Regions from separate parts of the Homo sapiens genome. Here region 2 is linked to region 1. Evidence: read pairs that join two places in POLR2A ChIA-PET (ENCODE). Cell type or tissue: CD4-positive, alpha-beta T cell. All regions are shown on one strand. Each heading gives the region's core, and the rest is flanking DNA. Links, peaks and the distances in the headings are about the cores only. Region 1 overlaps ELK3 (ETS transcription factor ELK3). Region 2 overlaps CDK17 (cyclin dependent kinase 17).

Region 1 (2,500 bases), core at 1-2,500:
ATTAACATTGTGAATTCAACAGGGAAAAAATACTAAGCAGATTCTCCTAAACAGTAGTCATTTGGATCAGAAAAATGATTCATTAGATGTAATAAAGCTATTAATAAATCCACAATGAAAATTAAAGACTGTTTCATAATACTGGACACAGAAAAGTTTTTATTTTGTATTTCCTGTGATTAAGGTCAATGGAAAAGCACAAGTTATTTTAGGTAAATATGGTTACTAGTGGTCCAAGGCTGCCTGATGAATTTTAACTTGCTAGGCTTTGATAAATAACGTACAAAAATAAGCTACAATCATATTTCATTATAAATATCACATTGTGATATATTTCAAATTGTTTCATAATATCACAACTATTAAGTTGAACTGTAAGAAATTATTCTTTTTAGAGATCAAAACTAGTTAAATACCAGCAATCTCATATATTCAACCTAAAATATATTCACATACATAAAACTGATACACACACACACACACACACACACACACACACACACACAAACACACAATGACATCCCCAGGGCAGTTTCCTCTTCACATATTTGGTCCATGGACCTTTCTGACAATCTAAAATTCTCTAGGAAAAATATACAGCTATACAAAATACACATAATTTCACCAGGATTTATAAAACTCTAAAAATAACTTATAAATTTCAAATTAAGAGCACTGTTCTAAGAAAACGTTAGCTATTAATATATCCTCCACCACCAGCAATGCTGAGATCCCATGGAATTCTGAAGAACAGCGCCCATACCTAAAGAAATCCATTACTTTATTAAATAGGAGCTTTTCTTTTTAGTGCAATTAAATTTGATGACCACTTACTATGTACCAGGAATTGTGCTGAGTGCTTTATACATGCTGTCTAAATTTAATACTCTCAGTTGGCTGTGCCCACGAGGAACTATGACTTCGAAAGGTGAAATAAGACACTCATGGCCACATGGGTAAAATGGGCCAACAGAGCCTCATATCCAGGGGCATCTGGCTCCAAAGTCCAGGTTCTTAATCAACGCGCATATGCCCCCAGTAGAGGCTTCTTTTCTCATATGCACACTTCACTGCTGCTAAGGGAAACGTCTCATTGTAATGCGTGGGAAATACATTCCTACTAGGAATCAAATCAGGACATTTCCTTGTTCATTTCTGGTGTTGCCTCATCTGTGTCTCCAGCTGCTCCAGTTGGGTTGTTTCAAGAAAGAATCTTTGAATCCACCCCATCCACCATTTTGTTAACCAGTGCCCTCCTTTCAAAGATCTGTATCGTGGTTTAAATAGGTTCAAGGTTCACCCAACACTAAATAAGCAAGGGTGGTTCTCGATACAAGTGGGCCGTTGAGAAGCTGCGTGTTCTGGAAGTCGGTGCCCCTGGACCTCCCACTCGGGGTGTGTGTGTGTGTGTGTGTGTGTGTGTGTGTGCGTGCGCCCGCGCGCAGGGCGGTGGAACAGGATGAAAGTCAGAGGAAACAGAAGTGAGCTAGCCTAGCCCAAGAGGGGCCCCAAACATGCATGCACCTCACATCACGAAACGAATCATGAGAAGCACTTCAAGTGTGAATAGGGACAGGCTGGAATCCCAGGGAAACCGTGCATGACAGGATCTGGCAAGGTCCCTAGTACCCAGCAGTGCCTCCAAAACTTTCCTTTAAAAAGAAACACCTCTAGGGAAGCCTGTTTCAGGTTCTAAGAAAGCAGTGTTTAGGATTTCATGGAGGACCACAACATGCCCCGAAAAAAACAGGCTGTTCCGCAGTCAGTGAAACTTACTAGGATCTTACAAACTGTCTTTCAGTTTGAGCTTTAAATTAATGAGCTCTCAAATCCCCAGTGGGCATCTGGCCCCCCGACCCTCATACTACTTTTGATTCTTATGTTTCAGAGGCCTTTGCTTGAATGGAAAATCTTTTCCCCAAATTTTTGTACTATTAATATCAATACAATTCAATCCTGTGTACAACAGAAAAAAAGTTGGGGGAGGTCAAGATAAACAAATCCTCATTGCAGCCAAAACCTTAAAAAGTTGTGTGATCTTCTGTGCCTTGGTCAAATGTAGGAAAAAAAAAAAAAAGGAGAAAAAGTCGTGTGAGCTACAGCAGGGATGTTAACTTCTGTATTTCAACCTTCTCCTCTGTAGAAGGGGTAAAGTCAGTCTTATCCTTTACATACTATCAAACTAAAAGACTTCTTGAAAGTATTTGAAAGTAAAAATATGTAATCCTTTTGATCAGTACACTGTATAAATGATCTTTATAATAAGGATGGAACAATGTCTTCAGCTTTAAAGACAGCCTTGACAGAAGTATTTTCTTAAATCTATGGTTGTCAATGTAAGAAAATGTTTATTTACTTACTTTAAGATGGTGTTACAAAAATCAAAATAAAGGAAATCTTACAGACCACTTCCACTAGAATGAAACCCTAATCTTTCTGATAAACTTGAAAGATTTTCTGTGCTAAAGAAGAAGCTGATGAAAGTCGAAAGTATTTACCC
Region 2 (8,520 bases), core at 3,395-5,894, 140 kb before region 1:
CCATACAATGGAATAGTAAACATCCATTTAGAAAGATGACGTATAGCTACATTTATTTATATAAATGGATCTCCATGAAATAGTTGAGGGGAAGTAGCTGAAATGTAATACTTCATGGGAAAACAGCCTATGAAACAGCATGTATGGCCTGATGGAATTCATGTGAATGTATTTATATATGTTTTTTGGAACATTAGGTTTTGTAAAGTGTTAAAAGTGTCATTGATATTACATGGCCAAATATATTTGGAGTGTCAGTAATACTTATTAGTATATGAAGTCTCTGCAAAATTTTATAGTTTTTCTACTTTATTTGATTTAGCTTTCCAGATTTGACCAAACTATTAATAGTAGTGGGACAGGTGGTTTCTATGTTGTATGAATTCTGTACACCACTTTTAATACCTTTATATGGAAAAACAAACAGTATTTATTACCAAAAACCTGTGTCTGATCCAATTAAACTATTTCATAAACTCTAATACTTTAAAAAATTGTCATCTATTTGAGTAGCAAAATAGCCATAATTTGAAATGTTGTCACTGAAAGACTTCATATTACATCTTTGCTCTTGATTATGGGTCACATTTTTCTGTTTCTTGGTCTCTGATTTTTTATTTGCTGTCAGACATTGTGAAAAAGGACAGTACAGACTGAAGTATTCTGTCAGGTCACTAGTGTTAGGGGCTGAGTCAGTTCAGTTTGGGATGGGACCTTGTTGCAGTTTTAGTTGTCTTTAGTTTACCACTGGTATCAGATGTTGTGAAGGCAGGATGAGGACACTCCCTTTATTAGAGTTTGCCATCTGAGTACCTGTGAGATTCAGGCAATCTCGCCATCCTTTATAGCCCACCCCAGCCTTTATAGCCCAGTTTGTTGTACTGTGGGAGATCCCTCTCTGTTTCACAGCACAGCTGTTGGCATTTGGAGCAGCTGGGACATGTTTTTTTTTTTTCTCTCTCTCTAGCCCCACTTCTGGCTTCGGTCCTTACCTCTGGAGAGAGCACTGAACTAATACCCTGCCACCTTCCTTTGGCCACCTTACACTTAGTGTGCCACTTGAACAGGGGTTTCTCTCAGCTCTTCTGCCTTGTCCTCAGCATTCTGTGGTCCCATCGCCTCACCTTCCCTTATTCAGCTTCAATACTTGGAAGGGATCCTATTGGGAAAGTGCAGATTTGCTTTGTGAATGAGATTTCTGAGATTTTAATCTATCTTGCCCCCGTGTTCCCCTTGAAAAGTCTGTTAAAAGTTGGCTGGTTTCCCCCTCCTATTGCAGGTTCACTTCTCCTTTCACCATGATCCCAGCCCTGTTTTCTTTTCCAGAAAGGGCTTGTTCCTCTAGAATTTAGTTGATTTATTTTCTTTGCATCCTCAGCTTTCTGAGTTTAAAAAACTATGATTTTATAGTTTGTCTGGCTCATTCTTACTGTTAAGCTGGGAGCAACAACAGTCTTTTGTGAGCGTCTATATCATAACCATAAAGCGCTAATCCTGATATATTCTGTTGTGTTCAGCATAATTGGTATAGGTCATATTGAAATTATTTAGCCAATTATTTCAGTAAAGCTCCACTCAAATGAAATATTGACCATATTTAGGCTTGATGGAAAACTGATATAAATGCCTGCTAACACGACAGTTAAAATGTTTTTATTGTGATAAAATATACAAAACAAAATTTGCCATTTTAGTTATTTTTAAGCATAAAGTTCAACGACAATTAAGATTGAAATTTTGTGTAACCATCACAACTATTTCTAGAGCTTTTTCATGTAAGTAGAATCATATAATATTTGTCCTTTTGTGTCTGACTTAGTTCCCTTAGCATAATGTTCTCAAGGCTCATCTGTGTTGTAGCATATGTCAGAACTTCATTTGTTTTTATGGCATCGTATGTATATGCCACATTTTGTTTATCCGTTGATTGGCAGTTTGTTTTCACCTTTTGGCTGTTGTGAATAATGCTGCCATTAACATTGGTGTACAAGTATCTGTTTGAGTCCCTGTTTTCAGTTTTTTTTTTTTTGGTATATCCCTAGGAGTAGAGTTGCTGGGTCATATGATTATTCTGTGTTTAGTTTTTTGAGGAACTACCAGTTTTTCACAATGGCTACACCATTTTACAGTTGCATCAGTGTTCCAGTTTGTCCACATCCTCACTGACACTGCTTTCTGTTTGATAGTAGCCATCCTAGTGGGTATGAGGTGGTATCTCATAGTGGTTTTGGTTTGCATTTCTCCAATGAGTAATAATGTTGAGCATCTTTTTATGTGCTTATAGGCCATTGGTATATCTTTGGTGCGATGTACATTCAAGACCTTTACCCATTTTTAAATTGGGTGTTTGTTTTTTGCTGTTGAGTTGTAGCAGTTCTTTCTGGATATTAAACTCTTGTCAGATATATGATTTGCAAGTATTTTAACCCATTCTGTGGGTTGTTTCACTCTCTTTACTATCATTTTAAATTTAAAGTCCAATATGTCTGTTTTTGGGGGTCTTTTTTGTTGTTGCCTGTGCCTTTGGTGTCATATTTAAGAAATCATTGTGAAATCCAATATCAGGAATATTTCTTCTAAGAGTTTTACAGTTTTAACTCTTATATTTAGGCCTTTGATTCATTTTCAGTTAACTCTTGTATATGGTGTAAGGTAATGGTCCAGTTTCACTCTTTTGCATGAAAACATCCAGTTTTCCCAGCACCATTTGCTAAATAAACTGCTCCCTCCCTATTGAATGGTCCTGGTACCTTTGTCAAAAATCAGGTGTGAGAGTCTGTGTTTGGGTTCTCAATTCTATTCTGTTGGTCTATATATATCTATTCTTATGTCAATACCATAATGTTTTGATTATTGTAGCTTTTTATCTTTTTATTAGGTCTTGAAATGGGGACACATAAGACCTCCACCTTTGTTCTTCTAGTTCAAAACTATTCAAGGTTCCTTGGAATTCCATATAAATTTTAAGATATCGTCGTTGTCTTGCTTTTTTTTTTTTTTTAAATTTGAGACAGGATCCCACTATCACCCAGGCTGGAGTGCAGTGGCATAATCATAGCTCACTGTAAACCGGAACAAATTTTAGACCATGTTCTTTTTCTGCAAAAGAGCACCATTGAAATTTTGATAGAGATTGCATTAAACCTGTAGATCATTTGGATAATGTTGACATCATATTAAGTCTTCCAATCCATGACTATGGGATATACTTTCATTTATTTAGGTTTCTTTAATTTTATTCAACAATATTTTGTAATTTTCAGCATATAAGTCTATCACTGCATTGGTTAAATTTATTCCTAAGTATTTTACTGTTTTTGATGCTATTCTAAATGGATTCTTTTTAAAATTTCCCTTTCATATAGTTCATTGCTAACCTATAGAAATACAACTGATTTCATCATGGCAGTTTTCTTTCTACATCTTAAGGAAATTAGTTTATTAGCTCTAATGGGGTTTTATTTGTGGATTCTTTAAGGTTTTCTTCATATAAGATCATGTCATCTCTAAATAGGGATAGTTTTATTTTTTCATTTCCTATTTGGCTGCCTTATATTTCTTTTTCTTGCCTAATTGTTCTGACTAGAACTTCCAGCACGGTATTGAATAGAAGTGGTGAAAGCAGGCATCTTTGTCTTGTTTTTTATCTTAAGAGAAAAGCTTTCAGTCTTTCACCATTGAATACGATATTAGCTGTGAGTTTTTATATATGGCCTTTTCATGTTGAGGAAATTCCTTTCTCTTTTGTTTATTGAGTGATTTTATCATGAAAGGGTGTTGAATTTTGTAAAATCCTTTTTTTTTTTTTTTTTGCTAAATCAATTGAGAAGTTCATGTGGTTTATCTTCATTTTGCTAATGTGATGTATTACATTAGTTGATTTTCTTTTTTTTTGAGACAGGGTTTTGCTCTTGTTGCCCAGACTGGAGTGCAATGGCCCAATCTCGGCTCATTGCAACCTCCCCCTCCTGGGTTTAAGCGATTCTCCCGCCTCAACCTCCTAAGTAGCTGGGATTACAGGCATGCGCCACCATGCCCGGCTAATTTTGTATTTTTAGTAGAGACGGGGTTTCACCATGTTGTCCAGGCTGGTCTCCAACGCCTGACCTCAGGTGATCTACCTGCCTTAGCCTCCCAAAGTTCTGAGATTATGGGCGTGAGCCACTGCGCCTGGCTACATTAATTGATTTTCTTATGTTGAACCACCGTCGCATTCTTGAGACAAATCCTGGTTCATTATATACCCATTTGGTATAATCTTTTTAATAAGCTGCCGAATTCAATTTGTTAGTATTTTCTTAAGGATTTTTGCATCTATATTTATAAAGGATACTGACTTGTAAAATTTTCTTTTCTTACGATGTCTTTGTTTGGCTTTGGTGTCAGGGTAATGTTGGCCTTATAGAAGTCAAGAAGTGTTACCCCCTCTTCAGTTGTTTAGGAATAGGTTGTTAATTCATCTTTAAATGTTTGGTAGACTTTACCAGTAAAGTCATCTGGTCCTGGGCTTTTTTGGTTGGAAGTGTTTTATACTGATTGTCAGCTCACTTCTTAGGTATATTTTGGTTGTCTCTTTCTTCTTGTGAGTTTTGCTGGTTTGTGTGTTTGTAAGAGTTTGTCTATTTCATTAAGCTATCCAATTTGTTAGCATATAATTGTTCATAGCATTCTTTTATAATCCGTTTTATTTCTGTATAATTGGTAGTGATGTTTCCACTTTCTGATTTTAGTCATTTGAGTGTAATCTCTTCTTGTTAGTCAGTCTAGCTAAAAATTTATTTTGTTGATTTTTTTTTTCTTTTTTGTTTTTTTTTTTTTTTTTTTGAGACAGAGTCTCGCTGTGTTGCCCAGGCTGCAGTGCAGTGGCACGACCTCGGCTCGCTGCAACCTCCACCTCCCAGGTTGAAGCAGTTCTCCTGCCTCAGCCTCCCAAGTAGCTGAGATTACAGGTACTTGCCTTGACGTCCAGCTAATTTTTGTATTTTAGTAGAGATGGGGTTTCACCATGTTGGCTAGGCTGGTCTCAAACTCCTGACCTCAGGTGGTCCACCCACGTCAGCCTCCCTGTGCCCAGCCTATTTTGTTGATCTTTTAAAGAACCAACTTTCTGTTTTGTTTTTTCTCTATTCTTTTTCTATTCTCTATTTTGTTTATCTCCAATTTGGACTTTATTATTTTCTTCTTTCTGCTAGCTTTGAGTTTTGTTTGATGTTCTTTTTCTAATTCTATAAAGTGTACCGTTAGGTTATTGAGCTCTTTTAATGTAAGCTTTTATAGCTATAAACATCCTCTTTACACTTCTTTAGCTACATCTCATATGCTTATGTATGTTGTGTTTTTGTTTTCATTTGCATGAGGGTCTTTTTTATATCTCTTGTGGTTTCTTCTTTGATCAGTTGCTTGTTTGAGAATATGTTGCTTAATTTCCACATATGCACAAATTTTCCGGTTTTCCTTCTGTTTCTGATTTTTAGTTTCATTCCATTTTGATTGGAAAAGAGCTTTTTATGATTTTAGTTTTTTAAAGTTTATTAAGACTTGTTTTATGGCCTGCCTTATGGCCTGTCCTGGAGAATGTTCCATATGCGCTTGAAGAGTGTGTATTCTGCTTGTTAGGTGGAGTGTACTATGTATATCTGATAGGTCTAATACAATAGGTATATAGTGCTGTTCAAGTCCTATATTTCTTTCCTCCCCTTCCCCTCCCCTCCCCTCCCCTCCCTTCCCCTCCCTTCCCCTCCCTTCCCCTCCCTTCCCCTCCCCTCCCCTCCCTTCCCTTCCCCTTTCTGTGAGACAGAGTCTCACTCTGTCGTCCAGGCTGGAGTGTGATCCTGGCTCACTTCAACTCTGCCTCCCAACTTCAAGCAATTCTCCTGTCTCAGCTTCCTGAGTAGCTGGGATTACCGGCATGCACCACCACACCTGGCTAGCTTCTTTTGTATTTTTAGTAAAGACGAGTTCTCACCATGTTGGCCAGGCTGGTTTGAAACTCCTGACCTCAGGTGATCTGCCCGCCTCTGCCTCCTAAAGTGTTGGGATTACAGGCATGAGCCACCACACCCAGCCACGTCCTGTATTTCTTTATAAATCTGTCTGGTTCTTCTGTCCAGTACTTAAAATAGGATATTGAAGTCTCCATCTATTATTGTAGAGTTGTCTGTTTCTCCTTTCAATTCTGTTTTTGCTTAATATATTTTTAGTCTCTGTTTTTAGGTGTGTAAACGTTTATAATTGATATAGCTTAATGTATCGAACCCCTTATAATATATGATGGCCTTCGTGTCTTGTTATCATACTCTGTTTTGTCTGACAAAAACATAGCTACACTTGCTCTTTTTTGGTTACTATTTGCATGGAATATTTTTTCCTATCCTTTCACTTTCAGTTTCTTAGTGTCTTTGTATCCAAAGTGCTTCTCTCTCTTTTTTTTTTTTGAGACAGAGTCTCCCTCCCTCACCAGGCTGGAGTGCGGTGGTGTGATCTCGGCTCACTGCAACCTCTGCCTCTTGGGTTCAAGTGATTCTTCTGCTTCAGCCTCCTGAGTAGCTGGGACTACAGGCACCTGCCACCATGCCCAGCTAATTTTTGTATATTTAGTAGAGATGGAGTTTCACCATGTTGGCCAGGATGGTCTTGATCTCTTGATCTCATGATCCACTTGTGTTGCCCTCCAAAAGTGCTAGGATTACAGGCGTGAGCCACCATGCCCGGCCTTTTTTTTAGTGGAGTTTTGCTCTTGTTGCCCAGGCTGGAGTGCAGTGGTGGAATCTTGGCTCACTGCAAGCTGCGCTTCTCGGATTCAAGCAGTTTTCCTGCCTCAGCCTCCTGAATAGCTGGGATTATAGGTGCACGCCACTACGCCTGGCTAATTTTATTTATTTATTTATTTATTTTTTGAGATAGAGTCTCACTCTGTCACCCAGGCTGGAGTGCAGTGGCATGATCTCAGCTTACTGCAACCTCCACCTCCCAGGTTCAAGTGATTCTCCTGCCTCGGCCTCCCGAGTAGCTGGGACTACAGGCGTGTGCCACCATGCCCGGCTGTTTTTTAGTATTTTTAGTAGAGATGGGGTTTCACCATGTTGGCCAGGCTGGTCTTGATCTCCTGACCTTGTGATCTGCCCGCCTCCGCCTTCCAAAGTGCTGGGATTACAGGCGTGAGCCACTGCACCTGGCCAATTTTTGTGTTTTTAGTAGAAATGGGATTTCACCATGTTGGCCAGGCTGGTCTTGAACTCCTGACCTCACACGATCCACCCACTTCCCAAAGTCCTGGGATTACAGGTATGAGCCACTGCACCCGGTCTCTTATAGACAGCATTTAGGTGGATTGGGTTTTTAAAAAATCCAGTCTGACAATCTCTGCCTTTTAATTGAAGAGTTTAATTCATTTACATTTAAAATACTGATAAGGAAGAACTAATTTTTCTAGTTAGCTATTGTTTTCTGTATGTCTTATTTGTTTCTAACTCCTTAATTTTTTTATTTTTGCCCTTTTATTGCACTTTGCTAATTTTTAAAATAGCATACCATTCTAATTCCTTTGTTTTTTTTCTTTTCTGTAATATTTTATAGTTAGTTTTTTAGTGGTTACCTTGAGGATTATAGTTAACATCTTAAAATGATAGTAACCTCATTTGAATAATACCAACTTAGTAGTATATAAATAGTCTGCTCCTGTATATCTCTGTCTCTTCCCTTTTATATTGTTATTGTCACAGATTACCTTTTTATATTTTATGTGCCCAGCAGCAGATTTATAATTTTTTTTACCTTTTAAGATAAATGCAAATCAAAATCACAATGAGATAACATCTCACACCAGTCGAATGGCGATTACTAAAATGTCAAGAAACAACAGATACTGGCAAGGTTGCGGAGAAATAGGGATGCTTTTACACTGTTGGTGGGAATGTAAATTAGTTCAACCATTGTGGAAGACAGTGTGGCGATTCCTCAAAGATTTAGAACCAGAAATACCATTTGACCAGCAATCCCATTACTGGGTATATACCCAAAGGAATATAAATCATTCTGTTACAAAGATACATGCATGTGTATGTTCATTGCAGCACTATTCACAACAGCAAAGACATGGAATCAACCCAAATGCCCATCATTGATAGACTGGATAAAGAAGATGTGGTACATGGACACCATGGAATACTATTCAGCCACAAAAAGGAATGAGATCATGTCCTTTGCAGGGACATGGTTAAGGCTGGAAACCATTATGCTCAGCAAACTAACACAGAAACAGAAAACCAAACACCTCATGTTCTGACTTATAAGTGGGAGGTGAACAGTGAGAACATATGGAAACAGGGAGGGAAACAACACTTAACTGAGGCCTGTCGGAGGAGGGCAGGGGTAGGGAGAGCATTAGGGAAAAGAGCTAATGCATGTTGGCCTTAATACCTAGGTGATGGGTTAAGTGCAGCACACCACCATGGCACATGTTTACCTATGTAACAAGCCTGCTCATCTTGCACATATACCCCAGAACTTCAAAAACAACAA

What was found. Peaks named below come from ENCODE experiments on the same cell type or tissue, not always from the same donor. Only the 100,000 strongest peaks of a DNase experiment are listed, where the experiment ranks them.
Region 2: POLR2A ChIA-PET joins it to region 1 with 5 read pairs; 3 of 35 experiments call an interaction of 5 or more read pairs at or near these places.

Annotation. Positions count from the first base shown.
Region 1 is chr12:96,209,494-96,211,993 of GRCh38, reverse strand. All of the region lies in intron 1 of ELK3 (ETS transcription factor ELK3), which reads right to left. Among named protein-coding and RNA genes, the nearest start is that of ELK3, 16 kb to the right of the region's middle. RefSeq lists an enhancer at 1,370-1,892. In CD4-positive, alpha-beta T cell, for the core only: no CTCF peak of the experiment used is centred there; a DNase peak (open chromatin) is centred at 1,453; H3K4me3 peaks cover 944 bases; H3K27ac peaks cover 2,161 bases.
Region 2 is chr12:96,344,828-96,353,347 of GRCh38, reverse strand. The region is part of intron 1 of CDK17 (cyclin dependent kinase 17); the gene reads left to right. Among named protein-coding and RNA genes, the nearest start is that of CDK17, 51 kb to the left of the region's middle. In CD4-positive, alpha-beta T cell, for the core only: no CTCF peak of the experiment used is centred there; no DNase peak of the experiment used is centred there.